Linked DNA regions of Mus musculus: region 2 is linked to region 1. The links are chromatin loops, found by intact Hi-C in ENCODE. Cell type or tissue: gastrocnemius. All regions are shown on one strand. Links, peaks and the distances in the headings refer to the core of each region. The heading gives the core; the rest is flanking DNA.

Region 1 (9,880 bases), core at 656-8,655:
CTAGACTGGCCTATGATTCACCACATAGTCCACACTAGCCGGGAACCTGAGGTGATCCTCCTGCCTCAGCCTCCCAGGCGCTTGGATCATAGGTCTGTGCCATCATGCCTGGTCACAATCAACTTTAAAATGTTTTGTCTTTCTTTTTTTTTTTCTTTTCTTCCTTTTTTTTCTCTCTTTTTTTAAAGATTTATTTATTATTATAAGTAAGTACACTGTAGCTGTCAGATGCACCACCAGAAGAGGGTGGTTGTGAGCCACCATGTGATTGCTGGGATTTGAACTCAGGACCTTTGGAAGAGCAGTCAGTACTCTTACCTGCTGAGCCATCTCGCCAGCCCTCTTCCTTTTTTTTTTTTTAAAGACTTATTTGTAGCGTGTAATTATTAAAAAAACAATCCACCCCTGAACCACTCTGACATTCCCACTCATCCATCCCCTGAGGCTTATCTGCTTCGAACTTACTCTAAACCCTGACCCCATCTAAAGTACCAGTCAGATTTATAGCAGTAAATTCTTCATCCCCAAAATGCCCACACAGAGAACTCAAAACTCAGTTGATATTGACACAAGCCGCCCACCTCGATTGGACAAATTGCCCTGCATTACCTGTCGCTCTTCTGTGGTATCCATAGCTACCTGTGGCTATTTCAAGCCACATGTATCCAGTTCATCTTCCTCTCCTATAGGTTCCATCTTGTCACCTCATCTCCATCTCCCTCTCTGTCTTGTCTGTCTCTCTATACTTGTCTCTAAAACTCTCAGCCCACCTTCTTTTTCCACTGCCCAATCACAGGCTCTAGCCTTATCTTTCACCTGCCCTCACCTGCTTACAGACAGCAATCTACACTTACTTGTCTGTTTGTTTATTTGTCTTGTTAGGCCAGGGTTTCTCTGTGTAGCCCTGGCTGTCCTGGAACCTGGAACTCAGAGATCCGCCTGCCTCTGCCTTCCCAGTGCTGGGATTATAGACCTGGCTTGGTTTCTTTGCATTTTTTTTTCAAGACAGGGTTTCTCTGTATAGCCCTGCTATACCTGGCTGTAATGAAGATTCTAAGAAGTATACTTTGCTAAGCTTGCCCTGAGATTTCTAACTCTTATCCAGTAAAATACTGTAAGAAAGCATGCAAGACCCTCCACGATATTGCAGGGTCAAATCTGGGGCATTCTAGCTGTGAGAATGCCAGGGTTCCAGGAGGCTGAGTTTCTTTGAAACTCTTTGCCTCAGGACTGCTTCCAGGTTTCCAAACCTGTAATGCGAGTCACTACTGGAGTGGATGTAGCAGTGTACAGTGCCACTGTGGCCAGAAGGGGGTGTGAGATCCTCAAAAACTGGAGCTTCAGACACTTGGAACTCTGGCCTGTTTCGGAACGGCCATGCACAGAGACTGAGCTGTCTCTCCAGCCTCGTGCTTTTTCTTTTTCTTTCTTTCTTTTTTTAAAATTTATTTATTATTATATCTAAGTACACTGTTGCTGTCTTCAGACACACTACAAGAGTGCTTTGGATCCCATTACAGATGGTTGTAAGCCACCATGTGGTTGCTGGGATTTGAACTCAGGACCTTCGGAAGAGCAGTCAGTGCTCTTAACCACTGAGCCATCTCTCCAGCCCCGTGCTTTTTCTTTTTAACTTTTAATTGTATTATATTTTTGTTTTTCTGTGTTGTGTATTTCTGCGTGTGAACATGGCTGACGTGGCATGCACCTGAAGGTCACAGGACAACTTGCAAGAGTTAGTTCTCTCTTTCCATTCTATGGAACCTGGGGCTCAAACCCAGGTAGTCAGGTTTGGGTGCAAGCATCTTTATTTCCTGAGCCATCTCACTGGCCCCACAGCCTGCTTCTGTAGTTGTTTTAAGACAGAATCTCATAAAGCCTAGGCTGGCCTTGAACTCGAGATCCCTCCTGCCCCTACGTCCCGAGCAATAACATGATAGATATGACCACGGCTCCTGGCTTGCCCACTTCCCACTGCTGACCTCTCTATCAAGCAGTGCTGGCCCATAGCCCAGGACCAGACCTCAGGTGGACTTAATCACAGCACATCACCCCAGATCAGTGGCACAGGCTCTGTCAGTCACAGGGAGCTGCCCCCACCCACCATGCCCACTGTTCAGCGTCTAACATGTCTTGGGTTGTATGAGGTCTTTGCTACCTGCTTCTTGTTTTCTGATACCTGCCTGGTCTCTACAGAAAGAGATGACATCACGGATGTGTCACTGAGGACCCCTCCCGTCCGCTGAGACTTGGGGAGACAACTGTGTGCAGCTCGTGTCTCAGGAGCATGGCACGCTCACTCACGCCACTGTCTGAGGAGCAGCAAGACCACAGCTTCCGCCCCCTCTCGTGGTGACTGTGGGCCCTGACTCTAACCCGTCCCCTTGCCGGCATCCAGGGCCTGAACTTGAACCTGGACACTGTGCTTTCAGCCACTGGGTTTACACTGTATGTGCCATGGCCTCCGAGAGGAGGCAGGATCTGGAGCCACTGCTAACCACCACTTGTCCCTTCTCCATGGCTCTCTGCCCTGACAGCTTTGTCCCTCACTTGCCAACCTGGAAGGGGAGGGGCCACCAGATGTCTTCTGTTTACAGCCACATTGTGTGTGGGTGACCACATAGGCAGCCAGCATACCTCCAAAGATGAACTAATGTGCCATGCCACCCCCAGCACCCCCAGGGCAGGACTCCCAGTATTGGGTGTTCTGGGGGTCTTTGTAGGTCAGGAAGGGTGCATACACTGCATGCCTATGATCCCAAGACTCTGCAGGCAGCTGCAAGGAGGATTGCTATAAACTTGAGGCCACCCTGACCTCCACAGTAATGGTCAGGCCAGCCAGGGTCTCATAACAAGATTGTCTTAAAAAAAAATGTAAAGGAGCCAGGCAGGGTGGCACAGGCCTTTGATCCTAGTCAGGAGGCAGTGACAGGCAGATCTGTCAATTCGAGGCCGGCCTGGTCTACACAGAGAGACCCTGTCTTAAAGAAACAAAACAAAACCGGTAAGGTTCTGCACAGTGGGGAGGTGTTTGCCACGTGAGCGTGAGTGCACATGTGTGACCCCCACACCCATGGAGGAGCCTGGGAGAGCCAGACATAGGGTGCCCAGGGGACAGGGAGAATCAGGCAGCCATGGGCTACCCCAGTGCGCAGCCACACAAACGCACACACAGACTGGCTCTGTTGTGAACACGGCTGGCTTCATTTCCTTTCTTTTTTTACATTGTTGGTTTGGTTTTGAAACTGGCCTGGAACTCACAGAGATCCTCCTGCCTCTGCATCCCAAGTGCTTTGTTAAAGATGTAAGGTACCAAACCCAAGTCTATTCAGAAATATTTTTGGTTTTGTTTGTTTGTTTGTCTTTGTTTTTGTTTTGAGACAGGCTCTTACTATGTAGCCCTGGCTGTCCTGGAACTTATTCTGTAGGCCAGACTGGCCTCCAACTCACAGATCCACCTGCCTCTGCCCCCAAGTGTCAGCCAGCTCATCTGGAGATTTTTGGGATTACTGATAACTGGTTTCTAGTGGCCACCCTCCTGGGAACAGTATCTGGGCTAACCTGGGATCCAGTAATGAATTCACTTGTGGCTCCCACCCTTAGATCTGCAGTTCCTGGAAGGTGGTGACAGGAACCTCTCTCTTCAGTGGCAGCCTATTGTGTAGCAAAACTATGTGTGTTGTGTGGCCCCTGTGGGCCACAGGACCAAACTCCAGCAGGTCCCTGTCTGTCATGCCATGGAGGGTGTAGCAGAATATGACTGTTCCCAGCTCCAACTTTTGAGCCTCATGGCCATTCCCTGAGACCTCTGCACTCTCAAGACCCTGAGGAATTCTGGTTACTTTTCCAGAGGCTGCCACTAAACTAAATGTGTACAGTTTAAGCTTGGTTGCCTGAGCCCAGGGCTGAGAGACACCCCTGGGTACTTCCCGAAGTCACTGTGCCCAATACCCAGCTCTGGAAGAATCAGGGACCAGCCCTCAAGGCTTGACTGAGTGTATTTCTCACCTGTAAGACTTGGCCACCTTGCCAAATCCCAGCAGCCCAGGGAGGGGTCCACCTGCCTCATTCACTCCCACCTCTGTGCCAGCCTAAGAATAAAGTGGTCCTCTCCATACTGCGGGCTGCTCCTTGTTGTTTCTGCCCAGCTCCCTTCTTGAAAGATGGCCTGGTGACAAGCTTTGATAACAGCCTGTTCGACCACGAAGGGCCCAGGTACTACAAGATAACATGAAACGACATAGAAAGCAGACTCAGTATAGCTGACAACTTTCTTTCCTTTTGAGATGGGGTTTTCCTTTTGTTGCATGAATGTGAGTTATGTGTGTTGTGTGGCCACTGTGAGTGTGAAGGTCAGAGGACAACTCTCTGCCTTTTACCCCTAACCACGCCCCCAGGCCCCTTACTGGGGAATTCTAGGCAGGGCCTTCATGCCAGTCCTCCAGCCCCTCTGATTTAAGTGAAAAGCATACAGTTTGTTTGTTTGTTTGTTTTTGTTTTGTTTTTTGTTTGTTTGTTTGTTTGTTTGTTTGTTTTTGAGACAGGGTTTCTCTGTATAGCCCTGGCTGTCCTGGAACTCACTCTGCAGACCAGGCTGGTCTCGAACTCAGAAATCCGCCTGCCTCTGCCTCCCAAGTGCTGGAATTAAAGGTGTGCACCACCACTGCCCGGCCTACAGTTTTGACAGCCGTCTGAATCTCCATGTTCGTTTTATGGTTGTAGATCCCAACATTAGAGCAACTTTGTTTAGAGTAATCTCCTGCTTAGCCCTTCCAGGTGGTTTGAAACAAGCCTCACTGACTTCCAGTTTATGCCGATCCGATCCTCCTGCTTCTGCCTCCCAAATTGTAAGTTTGCCTTGTGTACCCTGCTGGAGCAGCTGTTGAAGGCTCACCTGTGTGTGCTGAGGCAGCTCTCAGAGGTGCCCCTTGCAATGCCGCTTCTCATTCATAGAGGGCGATGCGGCCTAAGGAAGGAAAGTGCCACTGAGTGCTGGTGAAGCCACTGGGCTGGTCCCCAGCTTCCTCCCTGCCTGGCTTCTCTGGCCTTGAGATGAGTAGCTAGAGCTGGAGGGAAGAGCACTTCTTTTTAGTGTCAGACAGGTTAAGGAGAAATGTGATGTACAAGAGACACGAGTGTCCCAGGTTTGGGATGGAGATGGCCTGTGCCTATCACATGGTCGGATGATCTACTTCACTAAGTAATACTGTTGAAAGGCACTGTCTTTCCCAAAATCCGAGGTTTTGTAGGTCTTCATTTGAAGGTCAGCCTGTGTTCAATCAATGAGGTTACAGTGACCCGTGCCAGAAGGCACAGATGCCACCCGGGGTAAGGGGACATGAGCACCCTATCCCCTCACCTCCCCAGTGGATATGATACCCTGAGTCTGGATTTGCCTCTTTTGGACAGTTCCTGTCATGGAGTCCTCCACTGTGTGGCCTTTTTTATCTGGTTTTGTCACTGAGCAGCCTGAACTCAGTGTCCCTCAATGTCTTTTCTGGAATGACACCCAGGCTGTGGCAAGGGCACCTGGCCTGGCCTTGATTGGCAGGATCTGGCCTTGGCACACACTATGTGTCTAGTGTGGGTGTTTTAGGTGGCCCTTCTGATGGCCCAAAGGCCACCCAGGGTGCATGGCCCATGTTACTAGATGTTTCTGTGACCACTGCATTGTTTACCCTGGGATACTTACAGGGACACTGTCCCCAACATGTCCCCAGAGAAGTTAAGACCACTGGAGCAACAACACACAGCCTTCTCCAGCATCCAGTTACCTGAGGACACAGAATCAGGCAGGCCCTGTCACCTCCATGCCTCCTCCACCCAGCCCACACACAGTGTTCTTTGGGTTGTTGGGAACCTGGCTGTGTGGTCAGGCACCGATGCCTGCTGTAGTCTTGGTCTCAGTATGTGAAAGGCCTGTGGCCCAGTCACAACTCAGGCATCTGACCCAGATCACCAGAGAGATCCTCTGTGCTCAGCCCTCTGCATCTCCTGACCCATAGCCCGTGTCCCAGGCTAGCCACGTCACTGTTACCCTGGATGAGGCTAAGGACTGTGAATGGTGTTGGTTTGTCCTGTTGCCTAGACACAGCAAGATGCCAGCCAGTGACAAGGACTCGGGCCCCTGGGGCATCTAACAAGATAGATCAGTGTAGTTCACCATCCTATGTCACTCACTGGTCACTCTTGGGATGACCAGATGAAGGATGGAGGAGGTGTGCAGCTGTTTCCACCATCAAGCTCCAGGCTGCTGTCTCTGCACACTGGAGCTCTGCTCGTCTGACGCTGATCCCACCCTTCCCCGACAACCACCCACTTCTGTCTTGAGGGCTCTGCCGACTCCAGGGACCTCCCATGAGCCGTGTGTCCTGTGTCCAGCTCATGCTCCCTGAGAAGTGTGTGTTCTGGATGCCCTCTCCATAGCTGAGTACTGCCAATTGACCTTACTGTACATTTCTAGAAATGTAGAGATTTATTTATTATGTTGGACAAGGTGGCACATGTCTTTAATCCCAGCACTCAGGAGGCAGAGGCAGGCAGATTTCTGAGTTCGAGGCCAGCCTGGTCTACAGAGTGAGTTCCAGGACATCCAGGGCTATACAGAGAAACCCTATCTTGAAAACAAATTTTTTGTTTAGTTTTGTTTTTCGAGACAGGGTTTCTCTGTGTAGCCCTGGCTGTCCTGGAAATCACTCTGTAGACCAGGCTGGCCTCGAACTCAGAAATCCGCCTGCCTCTGCCTCCTGAGTGCTGGGATTAAAGGCATGTGCCACCACTGCCCAGGGAAAACAAAATTTTTTTAAAAATTTTTATTTTTAAGTTGTTTGCAAGCATGGGTGGCAGTGAATCCCCAAAGCCAGACCCGTGGGTGGCTTTGATTCACCAGTGCAAGGACTGGGAACTAAACTCAGGCCTGGTGAGAGCAGTATGCGTTTTCTTCTCATCAACATTTAAAAAATATTATATATGCGTTGTATGCCTGCATGTGTGTCTGTGCAACATATATATGCCCAATGTGTACTGAAGGCAGGAGAGGCCATCGAATCCGCTGGAGCTGACAGTACAGGAGGCTGCGACCTGCCCTGTGCTTCTGGTGTTGTGGGGGATCCACCAGAGAAGATTACTCAGACACAGGTTTTAGCAGACAAAGTCTTTATGGGCCAGTGACTGCACTATAGTCTCTGTGTGTAGAGCCCAGTATAGCCTGGAGCCTTTCTCAGGGTGAGTTTTTAAGCACAAAACCACATCCTGAGGTGATATACCTCAGTTAGCAAGAACAGTTAGCCAGATACGGAACTACAGAAGCTAAAAAAACAGGTTAGTACTTGAGAGACTTTAGCCTAACTATAGGCCTTGACGGGTTGGGCCTGTGCTTTAGTTTTGGCCTGAGCAGTACTTCCATCATGGAGTCAGATGTGCTAAGGTCTGAGGCCTGTTACATTGGGAATCTTCTGCGAGAACAGCCAGTGTTTTTAATCATGAACCATTTCTCTAACCCTCCAGTTAAAATTACAAAATATTATTATTTTATTAAGATGTTTGTTTTATTTATTTATTTTATTTATGGAAGTACACTGTAGCTGTCTTCAGACACACCAGAAGAGGGCATCAGATCCCATTATGGATGGTTTTGAGTCACCATGATAGTTGCTGGGAGTTGAACTCAGGACCTCTGGAAGAGCAGTCAGTGTTCGACTGCTGAGCCTTTGTGTGTGTGTGTGTGTGTGTGTGTGTGTGTGTGGTGCAGTGGTTAAGAGCGCTAGTTGCTCCTACAGAAGTCCAGGATTTGGTTCCTGGAACCTGCACTGACCAGTTCACACCCTCCTCTGACTCCAGCTCCAGGGGACCTAACACCCTCTTCTAACTTCCACTCTCCGGGCACCTGCACACATGTGGCATACAGTCAGACACACGTGGTTACAAATAAAAATAAAACATTTAAAATTAAATTAATTAACAGATGAGTATGGTGGTGCACCCCTTTAATCTCATCACTCAGGAGGCGGAGGCAGGTGGATCTTTTTAAGTTCAAGTCCAGTCTAATCTAGAGGGTGAGTTCCAGGACAGCCAGAGTGAAACACACACACACAGCCTGTCTTAAAAAAAACCAAAACAATAAAAATAAATACAAAACTTACTTTGGGGAAATGAAGTTGAAGCTCAGTCCTGGTGTGACTAAGTCTCTTGGTTTGATCTTCTGCACCCACATAAACCGGGTGTTCTGGTGTAACCAACCCCAGCACTTAGGAGGTGGATGTAGGAGATTGATGCAAAAATCCCATCTAAAAAAATCCAAAAGGAGAAGAGAAATATAGGCTTGGGAGACCCAGGATTAAGCCAGGAGCCACCCAGTCATGTGAAGAATGGTGTGAGGTTTAGCCTGCCATGTTGACTCCCAGTCCCCAGCTCATACCCTGGTCCTTTGGCAGACCTGCTGACCTCAAAATCAGTCAGCCACCTTCTTTAAGAGTCCAGGACAGCCAGGACCACACAAAGAAACCCTGTCTCAAAAAAACAAAAAACATTTTAAAAAAAAAAAAGAGTGGCTAAAGCCGGGCGGTAGTGACACACGCCTTTAATCCCATCACTTGGGAGGCAGAGGCAGGTGGATTTCTGAGTTCAAGGCCAGCCTGGTCTACAAAGTGAGTTCCAGGACAGCCATGGCTATACAGAGAAACCTTGTCTCAAAAAAACAAAACAAAACAAAAAAGAATGGCTAAGGATGCTCAATTAGAACAACTTACTGGCTAGAGTTGGCTCTGGGCCTCTCTAAGCCTCTATTGGCCCAGCAGCTGGGCCCCACATTCAGCACAGAACAAGAGGTCTGGAATGGCCCGAACACATGTGTTGGTTTCAAGGACTACAGGTTGGCTTGTGGACCAGGGTGGCAGAGCATGTGTCTATTGTACCTTCCAGGGGGCCTGTTACAGTCAGGGGGCAGGGACATCAAGCCTGGATCCACCTCCTGCTAGCTGTCTCAGTTCTTCCTCTATGGCCTGGGCTCAGTGTGGCCAGGCCAACTGCAACAAGTGACTACTAGTTTAGGAGCCAAAATCGGTCATCTTATGTGTGACTAGAGGTCACAAGTCTGACAAGAGTTAAAAAATAAGGCCAGCATGGCTGGGCTGGGCTTTTCCTGCGGCTGGCTCTGGTGCTTGTCCCGTGGCTGGCTCTGGTGCTTGTCCCTGTGTGAAGAGACCTGTGCCTCGGTTCCTCCCTCTTCCCCTTTAATCTCCTGACTCTGCTGTGAGCCTCTGTCTCCCTTTGAGGAGGAGCCCACAGTGACACTGGGCTCCCAATGATCCATGACGGTCCCCAGCTCAAGTTTCTTGGCTCAGGCCGCAGGAGGTGAGGTGGCACACCCCTCTCAGTGCCTCACAGCAAAAATTACAGTCCCCATGCAAACTCCAGGTTCTAATGTGTTCTAGGTCCCTGCCAGCAAGGACCAGGTGGCCTCCCGAAGTCACCGGTATCCTCAGGACTTGGTCAGAAGAGGCAGAAAGGAGGACATGGGACTGACCAGTGACTGGTTCACCAGTCACTAGGACAAGGTGCTGGCTTTGAACCAATTGCTGAGCCAGTCCTTCACAGCCACACTGTACAGCCCTGTCACTCCCTTAGGGACAGTGAGTGCTGAGTTGGACTCCAAAGGAGGTGGGTCTTATGTGGTGTGATCTGGTGAGGACAGGCCCTAAGGCTGCCCCGATGTTCACAGCCTCGTCAGACCTGACAGCCATAACTCCCTGGCCACACCCACTGCTCCCAGGCTTCTCCCAATCCCAAGCATAGGACACTGACAGGACCAGGTTCTGTCCATACTCTGCCCAGTGACTGGGGACAGTGAAGTGGCAAGTTTGGCTTGCTTGCATGCCTGTTA
Region 2 (9,880 bases), core at 1,277-9,276, 120 kb after region 1:
CTTGGAGTTTCAGGATTCTGAGCACATCGAGGAGGCTGCCTTCCTGGTTCACGAGCCTTCATCCAGACCCACAGGCCAGTGTTAAGCACCCACTGTAGGCCAGACTCATGCTATGAAGTTTCAGGAACCAAATTGGGAACTCAGTACCTGGTCTCCACTCACAACTAGGCATTAGGGAGGGAAAAGTGTCACATTGGGTGACCACCACCAGAGCCAGAGGTGATGCTCACAGGGAAACGGTAGTGGGCAGCTACAGAGCCAAGGTTTGGACTTTATCATTGACTGCCAGCCAAGGTGGAAGTCTGGCAAGCCCTATACAGCTGCTGGGCTTAAGTACCAGAACAGGCCTCCCCTTGAGGAGTTTAGACCCAGATAGAGTCAGGCGTGGCCAGATGGAAACTGCACCTTCAGGTCCCCCTCTGCTGGCCACTCCCCTCCTGGAGCAAGTTTACAGGATGTCACAACCTGCAAGTGTTAGAGTCTGCAAAGTACCTAAGGCTCCTGAGTTAGAGAGAGGCGTCCCTAGCTCACCCTGGCCCTTCCCGAGTCAGGGTCAAGTCCACAGCCACGCCCACAGGACCCTTCTAGCGTAGTACCCACCCACCTATTCCTCCTCCCCCACGGTCCGGTTGCCAGGCCGGGGACTCCTGCAGCTTGGTCTTTCAAACACTCCCTCGCCAGCAGCACCCCCACTCCTCACGTCACCCTTCTGGGTAAATTGTGATACCTTAGCACATCCAGGCCAGGCTTTTGGCATCTGTGCATCCAGTGTTGTGGGGTGGAGTTTAGTGAGCATGGCGTACCACCATCGGGGTGCACACGTGCGCTTCCCAACCCCCAAGTGTGGGGCGGGAACTGGCAGGCTCCTAGCACTGCTAGGCGACCCTGGCCCGGGCCTCTGTCTCCCCTGTGGCGGGAGCTAGGACCACGTGAGCAAGGCCAGTTGGGCTGCTGAAGTCACCACCGGTCGCCATCGCTGAACTACGTGCAGCATTTGTGTTCCCAGCAGGCTGGTGCTGGCAGCAGTCGCCTCCACTGCAACCTGCTCCTGACAAAGTAGAACTAGGGGGACATGGGGGGGGGGCACCAGCCCCACAGGGAGGCTCCGAAAGGGGAAGTAAGCTGATTGCATGCAAGGGGGTGTCCCCTTTCCTCTTCCCCCGCCCCCCATCCTCTGTCCGCAAAATGGCGACAGGATTGCTTGTCCCCCTTGTACGGACACCATTCTGTCACCTGGTGTCTTGTTCCAAAGCTAGGAACCTAGCCCTATAAACAAGCGCCCCATCCCTCCAGATTGAGCCCTTTGTGCTCTGTGGTGGGGAGGGGTACTTTCTGGGGCCCGCTGGCTGGACCCAGTATTTTGGATCATTTAGGAGGACACTTTGGAAATGACAAGGGCAGCCTTCTGGGTACACGGTCCCTCTTCCCTTTCTTTGCTGTCTAGGATTGTAGCCTGTGGGCCCTCAGGTTGCCTGGATGCCAAATAGAATTGGCACATGGGTATCCCAGTGGCAGTTTCCTGCGTTCTGCGCCTCCATGGTGAGGGGCCCTTGGGTGTGGTTTGCAGGGGGCCCGGATGGAGATAATTTTCAGCTGCCTGCTTCCTGGGCGGTGATGGCTGATGCCCGCCTAGTTCCAGATCCGTCCACTTTCCCTCCCGTTCCTCAGTTCTTCTCTCCTGGGATCCCCTAAGCTGTCACCCCAGCCTTCGGTGTAGAATAGTATCTGTTCCACTTTCTGGTCACCTCTACACTCCCTCTCCTCACTTCCATGAGTCCTGTCTAGAGGGCCCCTTGGCCATTTCCTGAGGGACATGAGTCTTTGAGAGTACCTGTTCTCCGGTGGATTAGTCTGGAGACCACACGAGGTAGCCTCGTACTAGTCCCATTGTAGCTTCCAGAGCTTAGACCTTTGGGTCACTAGTGGCCTGGTTCTGCCTCCAACCTCCTCTGGACTCTGTCACAAGCAGAATTGTACACGGGCTTTCTGGTCCACACTGTGTCCACACACCACCCTAGGCTTTTGGATACACACCGTGCATATGGTCCCTCCTCTCCAGATCTGGAACCTATAGCCATCCAAACCAAGTCCTGGGTGAACCAGTCAGCCTCTTCTTGGTCCTTGGAGGCCCATCTGGGAAGATGTTAACCACAAGATGAGGCCTGGTGTTGTGGGGGCCTCCTGAGGACCAGAGAGCTTGGTTGGGCTGGCGGGGACCGGGGCGAGGCCAATAGGGCGGTGGGAGTGGTTTGTGGAGGAAGTTGCCTAGTAGGCCCGCCCCTGTCCAGCAGTAATTGCTGTGTGACTGGCTCTACTCCCTGAGGCCACGCCCCTAGGCGCTCTGCCCTCCCCCTCAGGAATTGAATTTAAGCTAAGTTTGGAATTGCTGCCTGACCTTTCCTACCTCTGTAGAGTATGAGATCGCGAAGCTGCACCCCAGCTTCAGATCCACGGGCTGAAACTAGCTTGGGCCTGATGATTCAAAATTGCAGGTGGCCCAGGGTGTCGGGGAAGGACCTGGAGAAACGTTCTTTCTGTGCGATTTGGACACTGTTGGGAGCACATCTGAGGACCTGTTAAGTTGGTCAGAAGACGACAGAGTGGTGTCCAAAGAGACACAGGCTAGCCAGGGGCATGGTGGCCCAGTGTTTGGGAGGCTAGATTGCCTTCAGTTCTAGGCTAGATGGTGCAGCTACCAAGACCCCACCCTCCCACAGACCTATAGGACTGCGGAATGTAGCTCGATGGGCAGAATACTCCCCCAGCAGGCCCTGGGTTCTGAATACCAGCCAGGTTCGGTGGCCCATGCCTGTCATTCTAGTGGAGGAGATGGAAGCAAGGTGACAAGGAGTGTTGATTAGGGCCACTTGTATAGCTGGACCCATCCCCTGCCCGCGCTCACGTGCTCACTGGTTACTCTTCCTTGTCCAGGTGAGCGGCCCTTTGCCTGCGACTGGCCTGGCTGTGACAAGAAGTTCGCCCGTTCTGATGAGCTGGCCCGCCACCACCGGACGCACACCGGGGAGAAGCGCTTCCCCTGCCCCCTGTGTACCAAGCGGTTCACCCGAAGCGACCACCTGACCAAGCACGCCCGGCGACATCCCGGCTTCCGCCCGGAACTCCTGCGACGACCTGGTGCCCGCAGCGTCTCGCCCAGCGACTCGCTGCCCTGCAGCTTGGCTGGAAGCCCCACACCTAGCCCTGTCCCCAGCCCAGCTCCTGCTGGCTTGTAGAGCCCTGACGTGTCCACCCTGAGTGGCCTCCTTACTGGGCCTCAGCAGGGATTTCTATCAAGGGACACATCTGTCCTCTGGAGAGCCTGTGTCCTGGAGTTCCAGCCCACCTCAAGAAAGCAGCAAGGGGACTGAGAATGGACTTGGGTCACCTGGGGGGCCTGGGAGGTGGCCTCAGGTTCTGTCTGTAAATAGCCATGGTTAACTGTCCTGTCCCCTCTGCAGGGACCCCAAATGGGCAGTTGGCAGGCCCCCCCATCCCTTCCTGCCACCCTCTGCTTTCCCTCCTGGGTGGCGTTGGGCATGAAGCCTACCCCACTCCTTGTCTTCAGCCCCCTAGTCACCCCTCCAGGTTGGGACACAGGTACACAGAGCCATAGGTGACTGGGGCTTCCCATGGGCCCCTACCTGTCCCCACTCCACTGAAAGCCATTGGCGGAAGTTCAGGGAAATGGGGGGGGTGCAGCCTGGCTGACCCCCTTCCATGGGTACTCAAATCTCAGGTGTCCATAGGTTCTGCCCTCAATAAGGGCCCCCCACTCCCAGCCCCAGGGGTACAGGAGACCCACAGTTTTCAGAGAACTTAGGGCTGTGGGGTACAGGTGGGGCACGTGGAGGTGCATCCCCCACATCCCCGCTCACCTTGGGTGTGGTGCTGGGCAGATGGGAAAGAAATTATTTATTGTCCTCTCTGACTGCTGGTGTGGGGGGGCCTGGCTCCCCCTATCTGGGTGTGCATATGTGTGAGAGAGACAGTGGGTGTCTGGTGCCTGGGGCTTAGCCTCCTTACTCCCACTGGGTTAGGGTCCCTGAGTTTGGCCTTTGTGGCATTGCGTCTCAGACAATCTATAGGACCCCTGCGGCCATCGGGCTATGGATACAGGGCTCTGGTCTGCCGTCATGTGCTCCACACTCTCGGGTGTCTGCAGAGGGTGGCCTTGGACTCCAGGATTGGGAACAGGGCGTTCAGCTCCTGGACCTTCTGGGGTAGCTCGGGTTTTTTTTTTTTTTGCACAGGATAGATTTATTTTTTTCAGGCTCTGAGTTCCATGTTCCAGTGGGGGTCCCCTTGTGTGGCCGTCATCCTCAGGGGTGAGTGGGGAAGGTCTCAGGAGAGTCTACAGTAGGATCCTCTACTACTGCAGACTGGATTTCTTTTCTAGAAAGGCAATTAGGGATTGCCACACACACACCAAGAAATTGGGGACACAGAGAAAGTTGAGCTGCCCTGTGTTGGCTGTGGGGGGTTTACTGGCATTCCCATTTGTTCCAGAATCTTCCATCATGAAATGAGGGAGGCTTTGGGTAATGCTACCTTTACCTGAGCCTACATGAGGGAGGTCACCCTTCTGGAGCTGGGCTGAGGGCCCTGGGCCAGCTCCTCTCCTGGGTACTTCCATTTGCCCCTTCTCTTTGGCCACAGAAATGAGATGCCTTAGTTTGCAGGGTGGGTGGGGGGCTGGGGCCAATTCTTTTTGTCTTTTGGATGTATCTTGCTTCATCCCAGCTCCTGCTGGTCTCCTGTCCTTCCTGTAAACAGGGGGAAAGGACTGAGGTTCTTAGGAGTTAACTCCATAAGCAATCAGAGCTTTTCCGTGATGTCCTCCCCCAGCCCCCCAACTTCAGGTTCTGATTGATAACTGGGACTTGGGTCTAACCATTGAAGGGTGATGAACGCAGGGCAGGCAGGACAAGGGTCCTAAGGGATTTATTTGTTCTTTCTGTAGGGGGCACCTCTCCTCCATTCCGCCTGGCCTCTCACCCATATATTTAAATTAAAGAAGCCCTTTTTAAAAACCTGCCCTTCTGTCTGTCTGATTGGTACTCATGATCCCTAGGGTCCCCAGCTACATCCTGGGGGAACTGAGGCAGCCTGCCTATATACTCCAGCTGTGCTAGTACCCTCTGAGGCCCTGGGGGGGGGGGCTGCCTACAGTAGCATGCACAATTCAGTCACCCACGCCTGGTGCAGCTGCGCACCCGCCTGCCCCGTTACCCAGCAACCAGAGCTTGGTGACAGGGTGCCTGGGGGCGTCCGCTTCCCGCCCCCTTCTGGAGCCAGCAGGGGAGGTGGGGGTGGGGACGGACCCCTAGAGCTGCACATAGTGGGAGGAACTAACAAGCTTTAGTCAAAAGGTCCCTCAAGACCTCCCCCACCACGCAAGCCATTCTTGTTATGTCAAGTTGAATGCCTACTGCATATACTCTTAGAATTAGGTTGGTGCAGAATAAGGGGTGTGAGCGGGGATTTAAGAGGCTGAGAGCTTTTATGAACCAATGAGACCTTAAATCCCTGTTTGAGAAAAAGACATCAGATCCCAGAGGTCTGCTGAGCTCTGGGACCTGGAACAACGGGGTGGGGTGGAGTTGAGTCGCCCCATTGCACCTGCTGTGCCAGAGGAGGTGCTGTGCTCCACCTAGTGGCCAACGCTAGAACTGCGAGTATGTTGGCTCAGGGCGGCCACTCCCCTGGTGTAGCCTTCCACCCTGCAGGGTCTCCAAATGGGCTCCTCCTGGAGCGCTTGGGTGGGGCGAACCCCTAGCCTTTGTGCTATTCATACCATCCTGCATAGGTATCCATGAGCCCATTGGCTTCTCCAGCTCCTTCATGGTTCTCTGACCCACTTTGGGGTCCTCTATACTTCCTATCAGATTTTGGCTTCCTTTGGACCAAAAACCATCTTGAATCACCCACCACCTGCAACTCGATCAAGGGGAGGACATCACGGAAAAGCTCCAACTGCTTATGGAGTTAACTCCCAAGGACCTCAGACCTTTCCCCCTGTTTACAGGAAGCACAGGAGACCAGCAGGAGCTGGCATGAAGCAAGATACATCCAAAAGACACAAGAATTTCCAGGGCCGCCTTCGGATGCCCGTGTGCTCCATCTCTGCGCCTGCCATGGTGTCCCCATGCCTTGTCACAGTGTGGTCCTTGTACCATTCAGAGTCTCTGCAGTTTCGTGCTATGCAGTTGAATGGTGAAAGCTTGTTTAGCATGTACGCGGCCCTCAGTTCCACAAATGTGGTTAGCTATCCGCTCCAACAGCAGAACCGCAAATGCTGTTAGCTCCCCAGAACTCTGCCTCTAGTAATTTTTTAACACTTTCGATGGTGCTGGAGACGGAATCCAGAACTTTGCATATATTAAAGAGGGTCTCAACTGCTGGCCACGCCCCCACCGCCTCACTGAGGGATTCTAGAAGGAGCTGCTCCCCCCCACACACACACTATATGCACCAACTACATACTCTTGCCTTTTTCTGCTTTATTGCCCCGACTAATTCCAGAACATTCTTTTATGCCTAAATAAGCTCTTACTCCATAAGCTGTACCCTCCCCTTCCTAGCCATCATTCTTAAGTCTGCACCCCAAGTTCTGGATGTTTTCTGTGGAGTCCCTTACTCCCTTGGCCTTTTGTGTTGGTTCTCTCACCAAACATCTCCACACCAGTGAGTGGTCTCGACTCCTTTGGGAGTCCAACAGCCCTTTCACATGGGTCACTAAGACAGATTTACATTACGATTCATAACAGTAGCAAAGTTACTGTTACAAAGTAGCAATGAAAGACTTTAATGGCTGGTGTCACCACATGAGTAACTACATGTATTAAAGGGTCTCAGTAAGGTGTTGGCAACCACTCTATATTGTCATGTGTCACAGCCATTCTTCAGTTTAGGACTGAGCAAGACTCCCGTGTTCATCATTCATTTGTCAATGCACAGATTGTGAATTGAATTTAAAATTGGCTTCTGTGATTAGTGCTGATATGAACACGCATATTTAAGTTCCTGGGTGGCTGTGTGCTTTTTTTTTTTTTTTTTTTTTCTCGTTTTTCGAGGACAGGGTTTTTCTGTATAGCCCTGGCTGTCCTGGAACTCACTCTGTAGACCAGGCTGGCCTCGAACTCAGAGATCCGCCTGCCTCTGCCTCCCGAGTGCTGGGATCAAAGGCGTGCTCCACCACTGCCCGGCTAGTGGTGTGCTTTTTATCTTTGTTGGTAAGCACCTAAAGGTACTTGGCCAGCTCTGTGGTCTCCCATCTCCATTTCTGAGCTTATTTCAGAGATCCTTCTGAGAAGAGTGTGGCAGAACAACCCCCTTACAGGCCCCTAGTGAGGAATTGGGGGCATGGTCAGGTTGGATCCCCGCCTAGGATTCCAACCTCCTCCCAAAAACAAAACAAAACCAACAAACAAGAAACAAGCCCAACTTGTTCTGGAAGCGCTGTATTGTTCCTTCCTCTGCCTATGTTTCTCTTCATGATCATAAGTGTGGCTAAGGTGGGCACGGCAGGGCTGGGGAGGTGGAGCCACAAGGATCAGAGGTTCAACATCATTTTCACTGCTTAGAATGTTCACAGCAGCCTACCGATAAAAAACCAACAAAACCCCAAACATAATAGCCTAGGGGGTCTGTCATTCTCAGCTACTCAGGAGGCCAGGTAAGATGGTTGAGTTCAAGGCCAAGAAAAGGAAAACACATGTCAAGCCACCATCATTCAGCAGTGATGAGTTGGACAACAGCGCCAGATGCAGAAAGATTTGGATCTTTCTTTCGAACTCCCGGGTGAGTGAGCAGACAGGTGCTGTGCTGCAGGTTGTCTTGCCGGGACACCAGCTCTGGACCTCTGGTCTGACAGAGGTCGGAGATGAGACATACATTATCCTGATAACTATATTCGCAGAGGCTGAGTTATATGTGACAGTACTGAGAAGTAACCATGCCTGGGTCGGCTCCCTTTGCTCTTCTACCGTGCGTGAGAAGCAATCTCTGTACTGTTTCAGGCTCTTTGCCAAATAACTTTGTTGGGAAAAGGCCACATCTGGAACACCTCTTGCTGATCTTGGTGCCCTGCTGCTAGGCTGACTGTATTTCTATAGAGGGACCCTGCCTTGGGGTCACCTACAGCTCCTGCTTTTGGACCCCAAATTACAGCTGCCCTGTCACCGCCCCCTTCAGTTGTTGATAATAGTTGTATAAAGGCACACAGAATATGAAAGTGCACTTAAACCTCATTTCCATGTATAGCTCAGCACCATGAAGCTCATTCGAAGGCTATGCTTCAGCTTCCACCATCCATCTCCATAGCTCCCAATCTGACGCTCTGGCTCCAGTGATTCCAACAATGTCCTGGGGAGTGGGAAGCTGAGGGAGTCCAGAGATGTTGAAAAACATCTTTATTGGTGGGTGGTGGTGTGGCACGACTACAGTCCTGTCACACAAGAGGCAGAGGCAGGCAGGTCTTTGTGAGGTTTAGGCCAGCCTGGTCTACAGAGTGAGTTCCAGGATATCTAGGGCCACACAGAGAAACTGTGTCTCAGAAAAACAAACAAGCCAGGTGTGGTAGCACACGCCTTTAATCCCAGCACTTGGGAGGCAGAGGCAGGCAGGTTTCTGAGTTCGAGGCCAGCCTGGTCTAGAGTGAGTTCCAGGACAGCCAGGGTGATACAGAGAAACCCTGTCTTGAAAAAACAAAACAAAACAAACAAACAAAAAAAACCCCAGAAAAACAAAACAAAACCAGCTTTTATTTATTTTAAAATACCAGTTTCCAGGTAACCCAGGTTGGCCCTGAGTTCTCTGTGTAACTGAGAATGATCTGAGTCAATCTCTCACCTCTATTTCCACTGTACTGAGACTATAGGTGTGTTCCCACCTCTGTCTCCACTGTACTGAGACTATAGGTGTGTTCCCACCTCTGTCTCCACTGTACTGAGATTACAGGTGTGCTCCCACCTCGACCTCCACTGGACTGAGACTATAGGTGTACACCACCAGAATTGCTTTTGAGGCTGTGTAATAACCCAGGGCCTATGTCATATGTTCGTCATGCACCAGTGCTTATCCAGGTGACTTCTCTCTGTGAGAATTGTTAAATGCTGGTAGAATACCCTTCCAAAATTGCATGTGTTGGCTCAAGTCTGTAATCCTAGGATCCCAGAGGCTGAGGCAGATGGATTTTATAGATTTGAAAATGAGATGAGCCTGGAGTGCAGAAGGAGAATCTTTTAAAATAAACACCAAATAAATTGATTAAAAATTTAAAAAGCAGGCGGCCATGGTGACTCAGGCCTGTAATCTTAGCATTTAGGAAAACTGTCAGAAGTCCAAGATCAGTCTAGGCTACAGTGCCAGACCCTGTCCAGACAAACAGAAAGAGGGGTTCTGGGGATGTTGCTCAGTGACTGGAGTAACTGTCTAGCAAGCACAAGGCTTTGCGTTTCATCTCCAGCACTGTGTAATGGGCAAGTCCATCCAGTCTGTGTTACATGAGACCTTACCTCAATCAAAAGCAAAACAGAAAAGCGGTTGGGGAGAGGGCTCAGTGGGTTAGAAAGCTGTGCACAGGTCTCAGGACCTGAGTTCTAATCCCCAGCACCCATTTAAAGCTGGGTATGACCAGGTGAGTGCCACCCTAGGCTTTGGGGTGGAGGCAAGCAGATGCTGGGAGCTTGCTAGCCAGCCTGCCCAGCTGAAGTACTTCAGTGAAGAAGCCTGTCTTAAAGGAAAGAAAATGGAAGACTAAACAAAGGGGTGGGAAGCTGTATGCTCCTCTAACCTCTGCATGCGGGTGCACAGTGTCGCCTCCCTCCAAACACCCCAGAACAAAGCAAAAACAAAAAAACAAAAAAACAAAAAAAAAAAA

What was found. A loop is a pair of places that touch in the nucleus more often than their neighbours do. Peaks named below come from ENCODE experiments on the same cell type or tissue, not always from the same donor. Only the 100,000 strongest peaks of a DNase experiment are listed, where the experiment ranks them.
Region 2: a loop joins it to region 1, with 3 times the contacts of the local background. A loop is called at or near these places in 31 of 42 quality-filtered maps.

The regions. Positions count from the first base shown.
Region 1 is chr10:80,679,490-80,689,369 of GRCm38, reverse strand. It overlaps Mob3a (MOB kinase activator 3A), which reads left to right. Exons shown (of 4, transcript NM_172457.2): 4 at 2,197-4,117. The coding sequence ends at 2,226. Among named protein-coding and RNA genes, the nearest start is that of Mknk2, 8.1 kb to the right of the region's middle. In gastrocnemius, for the core only: CTCF peaks have their summits at 1,313 (motif pointing right) and 4,948; DNase peaks (open chromatin) are centred at 1,317, 2,527 and 4,983; H3K27ac peaks cover 1,905 bases.
Region 2 is chr10:80,562,274-80,572,153 of GRCm38, reverse strand. It overlaps Klf16 (Kruppel-like factor 16), which reads left to right. Exons shown (of 2, transcript NM_078477.2): 2 at 2,932-5,033. The coding sequence ends at 3,233. It also overlaps a transcript of Rexo1 not described here. Among named protein-coding and RNA genes, the nearest start is that of Rexo1, 5.7 kb to the right of the region's middle. In gastrocnemius, for the core only: no CTCF peak of the experiment used is centred there; a DNase peak (open chromatin) is centred at 5,655; H3K4me3 peaks cover 931 bases; H3K27ac peaks cover 1,499 bases.